Regions from separate parts of the Homo sapiens genome. Here region 2 is linked to region 1. Evidence: chromatin contacts called from ENCODE POLR2A ChIA-PET data. All regions are on one chromosome and are shown on one strand. Each heading gives the region's core, a stretch centred on a gene start or an enhancer-like site at or near the end of the contact. The rest is flanking DNA. Distances are from core to core; before and after follow the strand shown. Region 1 overlaps DCAF12 (DDB1 and CUL4 associated factor 12). Region 2 overlaps NUDT2 (nudix hydrolase 2).

Region 1 (3,767 bases), core at 216-2,715:
GAGGCAGAGGTTGCAGTGAGCCAAGATTGCACCACTGCACTCCAGCCTGGGCATCAGAGCGAGACTCTGCCTCAAAAATAAATGAATAGATAAAATAAACATGAAAAAAAAGCTCAGCTAGAATTACAGTATTTTAACTGTAAGGTGAATTATTAGGTAAAACCACAAAATCATGTTCATCACACCTTAGATAGTGTATTTTCAGCCTTCCAGAGATGAAAGTAGCCATCCAGAGACACTGCTCCCAGTTCCTACAAGAGCAATGAAAACCAGGTTATATTATCATCTATAGCAACTAATGTACGATAATAAGCAGGCGAGGATTCTAAGGTCAGGGTCCTTTATTCCTGTCTCGTGATGATTCCAGCAGAGGTGCCAGTAATTATTAGACCATTACTTCACCCTACAGAACCTAGCTGAATGGCATATTAAATTGAGGCTGCCAGCAATAACACAGGCACCCATGGTTGAAAAACTCCTCACTATGCTATCACTCCCTCAACGTCCTGTTGGAGAGTTAAAGCAGGGCACATATGTGAAGGACAGTTTCATAATCTAGTGTGAGAATTTCTATAAGTGAAGACTCTAATTTAGGAGAGATTAATCTACCCTTAGGCCATAAATACAGATGGGATAGGAGGTTGAGGGAACTACCCTTCAAACTGTGGCCTGATTCAGATTCTGGAGAAGCCTTTCTCTGGCTCTGGGTGTATATTCTGACACTGCTTTTTTTTTTTTTTTTTTTTTTTGAGATGGAGTCTTGCTCTGTCACCCAGGCTGGAGTGCTGTGGCGCAATTTCGGCTCACTGCCAACCTCCACCTCCTATAGTTTTCCTGCCTCAGCCTCCTGAGTAGCTGGGAATACAGGCATATGCCACCATGCCTGGCTAATTTTTTTGTATTTTCAGTAAACATGGGGTTTTACCATGTTGGCCCAGGCTAGTCTCAAACTCCTGACCTTGTGATCTGCCTGCCTCGGCCTCCGAAAGTGCAGGGATTACAGGCGTGAGTCACTGCGCCTGGGTGACACTCTGCTTTATTAAAACCTCAGCATCAGATCTGACTCAATAAGGTAAGACTTAGTGGAAATGTGAAGGGAAAGTAGGCAGTAAAGAATACTGGCCAGGCATGGTGGCTCACGCCTGTAATCCCAGAACTTTGGGAGGCCAAGGAGAGTGGATCAACTGAGGTCAGGAGTTCAAGACCAGCCTGGCCAACATGGTGAAACCCCGTCTCTACTAAAAAATACAAAATTAGCCATGTGTAGCGGTGCATGCCTGTAGTCCCAGCTACTTGAGAATCTGAGGCAGAAGAATTGCTTGAACCTGGAAGGTGGAGGTTGCTTTGAGCTGAGATCGTGCCATTGCACTCCTGCCTAGGTGACAGGAGCAAAACACAGTCTCAAAAAGAAAAAAAAAAAAAAAGGAATGAATACCAAAGAGAAAAAAAGTGATTGTTTTCAGAAGCAAGTATGAAAATCATGCCCAGAATACAGCACCTGCAAAGGCATGTGCAAATGACAGACAGTCAAATCAGGGTGGCCCTAGGGGAATTCTGTGAGGCTGACCCACAAATATAGACTACTCAGAGAAATACTGCAGACACCAATTGAAGGGGTGGGTTTCAGAGCCTCAGTTATAATTTCTCACCAGCATCACTCAGCCTTTAAGAGGTGTTCTGTGGGCTCAGAACCATGCTATGTAGCAAGCACTGATGGGGAAGGAAAAAGGAGTGCATATCCCAAGACATAAGCAAGAGGAATACACGTCAGGGATCCCTACACAAGTTCATACCTTGTTCTTGTTGTTGAAGGCCAGAGCCCGAACCTTGCAGTTGTCAGGGTTTGTGTCTTCTTTGGGGATGTCCTTTAAGGCCTTGTGAGTGATGTGTGCATACACAGGGACCCGTGACACATTGTGTCTCGCATCACTTTTGGTCAAAACATCATCTGTCACCTCCCAGAGTCCCATAGAACCATCACGTGAGCCTGCAGGGCCAGGAGAACACAGATGTCAGATGTACCCACCCCTCTATGGGAAATCCCACAGACGCCAAAGAGGGCTTTCATAGTCTAGCTGTTTGTGCATCATCCTCATATGTGCTGAAGCTTGGCCAGATGGCCCACCCTAAACACAGAGCAGTAGGCATTTTAATAGCTACACTAAGAGAATTATTCACCTAAGGTCTAGGCATTAAAATATAACTTTTAAGTTTGACATGGTTGTTGAAATTTATTTATTATTATTATTTTTTTTTGAGACAGAGTCTCGCTTTGTCACCCAGGCTGGAGTGCAGTGGTGCGATCTCAGCTCACTGCAACCTCCATCTCCTGGGTTCAAGCGATTCCCGTGCCTCACCCTCCCAAGTAGCTGGGATTACAGGTGCCTGCTCCATGCCTGGCTATTTTTTTTGTATTTTTAGTAGAGACGGGGTTTTACCATGTTGCCCAAGCTGGTCTTGAACTCCTGAGTTCCAGCGATCAGCCTGCCTTGGCCTCCCAAAGTGCTAGGATTACAGGTGTGAGCCACCACACCTGGTCTGCTTTTTTTTTTTTTGAGACAGAGTCTCGCTCTATCACCCAGGCTGGAGTGCAGTGGCACGATCTTGGCTCACTGCAACCTCGGCCTCCTGGGTTCTAGCGATTCTCCTGCCTCAGCCTCCCAAGTAGCTGAGATCACAGGCGCATGCTACCATGCCCTGCTAATTCTTTTTATTTTTATTTTTGAGATGGAGTCTTGCTGTGATGCCTAGGCTGGAGTGCAATGGCGCAATCTTGGCTCACTGCAACCTCCGCCTCCCAGGTTCAAGCGATTCTCCTGCCCCAGCCTGTAGCTGGGACTACAGGCGCGTGCCACCACGCCCAGTTAATTTTTGTATTTTTAGTAGAGATTGGGTTTCACCATATTGGCCAGGCTGGCCTCGAACTCCTGACCTCAAGTGATCCACCTGCCTCAGCCTCTCAACGTTCTGGGATTACAGGCATGAGCCACCGCGCCTTACTCGAAATTCTTTAACGAGAATTTTATACATTTTGATAAAGCTAATTTTCTTTTTTATTTTTCTTTTTTTTCCCTTTTTTTGGAGATGAAGTCTCTCTGTGTTACCCAGGCTGGAGTGCAATGGCATGATCTCGGCTCACTGCAACCACCACCTCCCGGGTTCAAGCGATTCTCCTGCCTCAGCCTCCCGAGCAGTTGGGACTACAGGCACACGTCACCATGCCCGGCTAATTTTTGTATTTTTAGTAGAGACGGCGTTTCACCATGTTGGCCAGGCTGGTGTCGAACTCCTGACCTCATGATCCACCCGCCTCAACCTCCCAAAGTGCTGGGATTACAGGCATAAGCCAGTGCACCTGGCCAAAGCTTAGTAATTTTCTATGCCAAATGTTTAGGTCTCTTGGCATGCATCCACAGCTGACTTTTAGTGGGCAGTAGGGCTTGGGAATCCTCCCCTCTAGAGCAGTGGTACTTAACCTTTTTTGAGCCTTGGACCCCCTTATGTCTCTCTTTTTTTAGAGACAGGGTCTCACTTTGGGGCCCAGGGTAGACAGGGCAATAGTGGCACAATCATAGCTCACTGCAGGCTCAACTTCCTGGGCCTAAGTGATCCTCCTGCCTCAGCCTCCTGAGTAGCTAATACAACAGGTATGCACCCCCATGACTGGCTTTTTTTTTTTTTTTTTTGAGATGGAGTCTCACACTGTCGCCCAGGCTGGAGTGCAGTGGTGCGATCTTGGCTCACTGCAAGCTCCGCCTCCTGGGTTC
Region 2 (3,714 bases), core at 1,077-3,576, 250 kb after region 1:
AAGGGATGGACAAAGATCCAGGATTGAAGGAAAACAAGGAAATGGGAACAGGAAATAAATTTTGCATGTTTGAGTTGTACTGGGGAGAAACAAGGTGAAAAAAGAGGCAGAAGCTTCACAAATACTATGAATAGGAATATTCACACTTGTCTCCGGATCACATGAGTCACACTGCCTTGTTCCTCTCACTACCTGATGTCAGTGGACCTCTCCTAATCCTTTCCTGCTTCGGCAGAAGCTACCCTGTTAATTAACACTGATGGACAGAATACTGAATAGATGCCCCTGGGAGGGGTGTGCTCAGGGACTTCCATACACCTCTGAGGGGAGGTAGGACGTCCTGAGTCAGTATCACCCATCACTACTAGCATCCCTCCCACCTTGCTCCCCTGATGCATTACCTGTCTGTCTTTGTGTACACCACTATAGGAGGTGCTTGTGCAGAGAAAATTCCCCAGAAGCTATAAGCTAGAATGGTTTTTAAGTGCTAAGTTTCTGGGGGTTTTGTTTGTTTGTTTGAGACGGAGTCTCGCTCTGTTGCCCAAACTGGAGTACAATGGCACAATCTTGGCTCGCTGCAACCTCCGCCTCCTGGGCTCAAGTGATTCTCCTGCCTCAGCCTCCCGAGTAGCTGGGATTACAGATGTCCACTGCCACGCCCAGCTCATTTTTGTATTTTTAGTAGAGACAGGGTTTCACCATGTTGGCCAGGCTGGTCTCAAACTCCTGACCTCAGATGATCCACCCGCCTCGGCCTCCCAGAGTGTTGGGATTACAGGCATGAGCCACCGCCCCTGGACCCTGGGGAGTTTTTTGTGCAGCAGCTGGCTCTGGGCATTGTAGACCCCTGGGAAGGATGAGGGCCCCCATCTCCAAACCAAGGAGAGAACAACTGAGTTCCTGCTCGCCATGAGCCTGTGAGCAGGAGGCCTCCCTAGAAACTTACTGGAGCCAAGGTGTAGACAGAGTCTGCCAGACCGTTCCCAGTCTTTGCCCCCTCTGGGGAAGCTGAAGATTTGTGGGAGGGGACTAGAGGTAAAGCTGAGAGCTGCTCCAGTCTGCAGAGCTTCAAGTTCTCCTACAGCAGTTTCTTGGCAGCTGTCTTCTTGGGTTTGGGTGTTGCTAACACATTTTCTTAGAAGTGGTTCTCAGCTGGCCCTTAGTCTAAGTTCCCATCAAGAGTTTCCCTATGAAACTGAAATCTGGCTTTGCCCAGTAAGAAAGAGGAAAACAATTTGGAAAAAGCCTTGATAGCTTCATGGAAACAGCTGCTCATTCAGCCGTGCAGGGTTTTGAGCCTGTTGGCCCTGGAATGTCAGGGTCCACCTGCAGACAATGTTAAGTCCTCACTGGATTGTAGGCAAAGTACTTCCTCGTCAGCTAACTTCCACTTGTTAAGAAAGGACTTCCCCCTCCTTGGAAAAATCACTTCAAGGTCTCCAATAGAAAAGTGATTCCTTAGAGCATGGGATGAAGAAAGTTCCGAAGAATAAGAAAGCAGACGTCTGAAGAAGGTCATCTCACACCATAAAAGAGCAGTATTCTAAACCTGACTTGCTATACACATGGTCTGTTTCACTCTCTGCAGAGAAGAGGGAATGGAAAGGTGGGATTGCTCAAACCCCGAGAACTAGACACTACCTGCCCTGCACCCCCTTCCCAGGCATGTTAGGATATTGCCAATCTCCAGGCTTCCTTTAGCAACACCTAGAAAAGTCACTGAATGGCTGGGTGTGGTGGCTCATACCTGTAATCCCAACACTTTGGGAGGCTGAGGCAGGAGGATGACTTGAGGCCAGGAGTTTGAGACCAGCCTGGGAAATATAGTGAGACCCCATCTTTACCAAATAAATAAATAAATAAATAAATAGCTGGGCATGGTGGCACATGCCTGTTGTTCTGAATACTCAGGAGGCTAAGGTGGGAGGATCACTTGAGCCCAGGAATTCAAGGCTGCGGTGAGCTGATTGCACTACTGCACTCTGGCCTGGGCAACAGAGTGAGTCCCTGTCTCAAAGCAAAACAGAAAAAAAAAAAAATCTTGTCTGGAAAATCCAGCTTTGGGAACTTTGGAAGATTTCCTCCTCCTTTTCTTCCTCTTTTCTCCTAACTAGGCCATGTGGAACCAGGAGAGGATGACTTGGAAACAGCCCTGAGGGAGACCCAAGAGGAAGCAGGCATAGAAGCAGGCCAGCTGACCATTATTGAGGGGTTCAAAAGGGAACTCAATTATGTGGCCAGGAACAAGCCTAAAACAGTCATTTACTGGCTGGCGGAGGTGAAGGACTATGACGTGGAGATCCGCCTCTCCCATGAGCACCAAGCCTACCGCTGGCTGGGGCTGGAGGAGGCCTGCCAGTTGGCTCAGTTCAAGGAGATGAAGGCAGCGCTCCAAGAAGGACACCAGTTTCTTTGCTCCATAGAGGCCTGAGCTGACTGGAGCAGAGTCATTTGCTTCAGCAGGATCCTTGTGGGCCTTCTAAGATGAAGCCACCCTCAGGTCCAGGGAAGGTTGTGCTGGTATTTGGCTCATGACAGCCAAGAGCAGATTTGTGAAATCGGCTCAACTCCCAGGTGAGAGCAAGCAAAAATCTTGGCTGGGTGGAAAGGAAGGCAAAAGAGTAAAAATTAAAAAGGCCAGGCCCAGTAAGTGTACCTTGTACTTTATAAATAAACCTCAAGCAGCTCAAGGTTGTCCTTCTAACCTGTTGTGTTTATTTCTTGGACTCTTGGCATTGGTGGAGAGAAGAAAGCTGAAGTGAATCAGAGTTCTGACCTTAACCAGAGGGAACTCTGTGTCCATACAGTATCCCCAGAGAACTTAAGAGCTAGGGATCCAAATGGAAGAGACCCAGCACTGGCAGGATGGCTCTCTCGCCTCTGGAATGCCAAGCACACCCACCCCACCCCCACCAGGGGCCCTGAGACTTTGTGACCCATAGTCAGGATTTCCAAGTGAGTGGGACTGGAGTGCAGGAATTGGGTCTGTCCTACTCACTAATATATCTTTCACCAGCAGCAGGCACATATGTTGTAAGTACTCAGTAAATATTACCTTAAATAGGGCCAGGCACGGTGGCTCACACCTGTAATCCCAGCACTTGAGGCCTAGGTGAGCAGATCACTTGAGGTCAAGAGTTTGAGACCAGCATGGGCAACATGGTGAAACCCTGTCTCTACTAAAAATACAAAAATTACCTGGGGGTGGTGGCACACACCTGTAATTCCAGCTACTCGAGAGGCTGAGGCAAGAGAATCACTTGAACCTGGAAAATGAAGGTTGCCGTGAGCTGGGATCGTGCCACTGCACTCCAGCCTGGGCGACAAAGCGAGACTGTCTCAAAAAATGAAAGTATTACCTTAAATAATTAGAGACTGGCTAGGCGTGGTGGCTCATGCCTATAATCTCAGCAGTTTGAGAGGCTGAGGTGGGTGGATAACTGAGGTCAGGAGTTTAAGACCATTATGGCCAACATGGTGAAACCCCATCTCTACTAAAAACACAAACATTAGCTGGGCATGGTGGTGCACACCTGTAATCCCAGCTTCTTGGGAGGCTGAGGCAGCAGAATTGCTTGAACCTGGGAGGTGGAGGTTGTGGTGAGCTGAGATGGTGCCATTGCACTCCAGCCTAGGCAAGAGTGAGACTGTCTCAAAAATAAATAAATAGGCTGGGCGCAGTGGCTCACGCCTGTAATCCCAGCACTTTGGGAG

What was found. ChIA-PET counts read pairs that join two places held with the same protein, here RNA polymerase II (POLR2A).
Region 2: POLR2A ChIA-PET joins it to region 1 with 15 read pairs in CD4-positive, alpha-beta T cell. The contact joins two enhancer-like sites. POLR2A ChIA-PET finds 5 or more read pairs at or near these places in 3 of 52 experiments (CD4-positive, alpha-beta T cell, activated T-cell and naive thymus-derived CD8-positive, alpha-beta T cell).

Annotation. Positions count from the first base shown.
Region 1 is chr9:34,096,531-34,100,297 of GRCh38, forward strand. DCAF12 (DDB1 and CUL4 associated factor 12) reads right to left here. Exons shown (of 9, transcript NM_015397.4): 5 at 1,794-1,987; 6 at 186-251. Among named protein-coding and RNA genes, the nearest start is that of DCAF12, 28 kb to the right of the region's middle. Within about 2 kb of position 1,466, at least 2 of the 41 ENCODE cell types and tissues checked have a DNase peak (open chromatin) inside an H3K27ac peak, as active enhancers do.
Region 2 is chr9:34,341,010-34,344,723 of GRCh38, forward strand. NUDT2 (nudix hydrolase 2) reads left to right here. Exons shown (of 5, transcript NM_001161.5): 5 at 2,115-2,690. The coding sequence ends at 2,431. Among named protein-coding and RNA genes, the nearest start is that of NUDT2, 13 kb to the left of the region's middle. Within about 2 kb of position 2,327, at least 17 of the 41 ENCODE cell types and tissues checked have a DNase peak (open chromatin) inside an H3K27ac peak, as active enhancers do.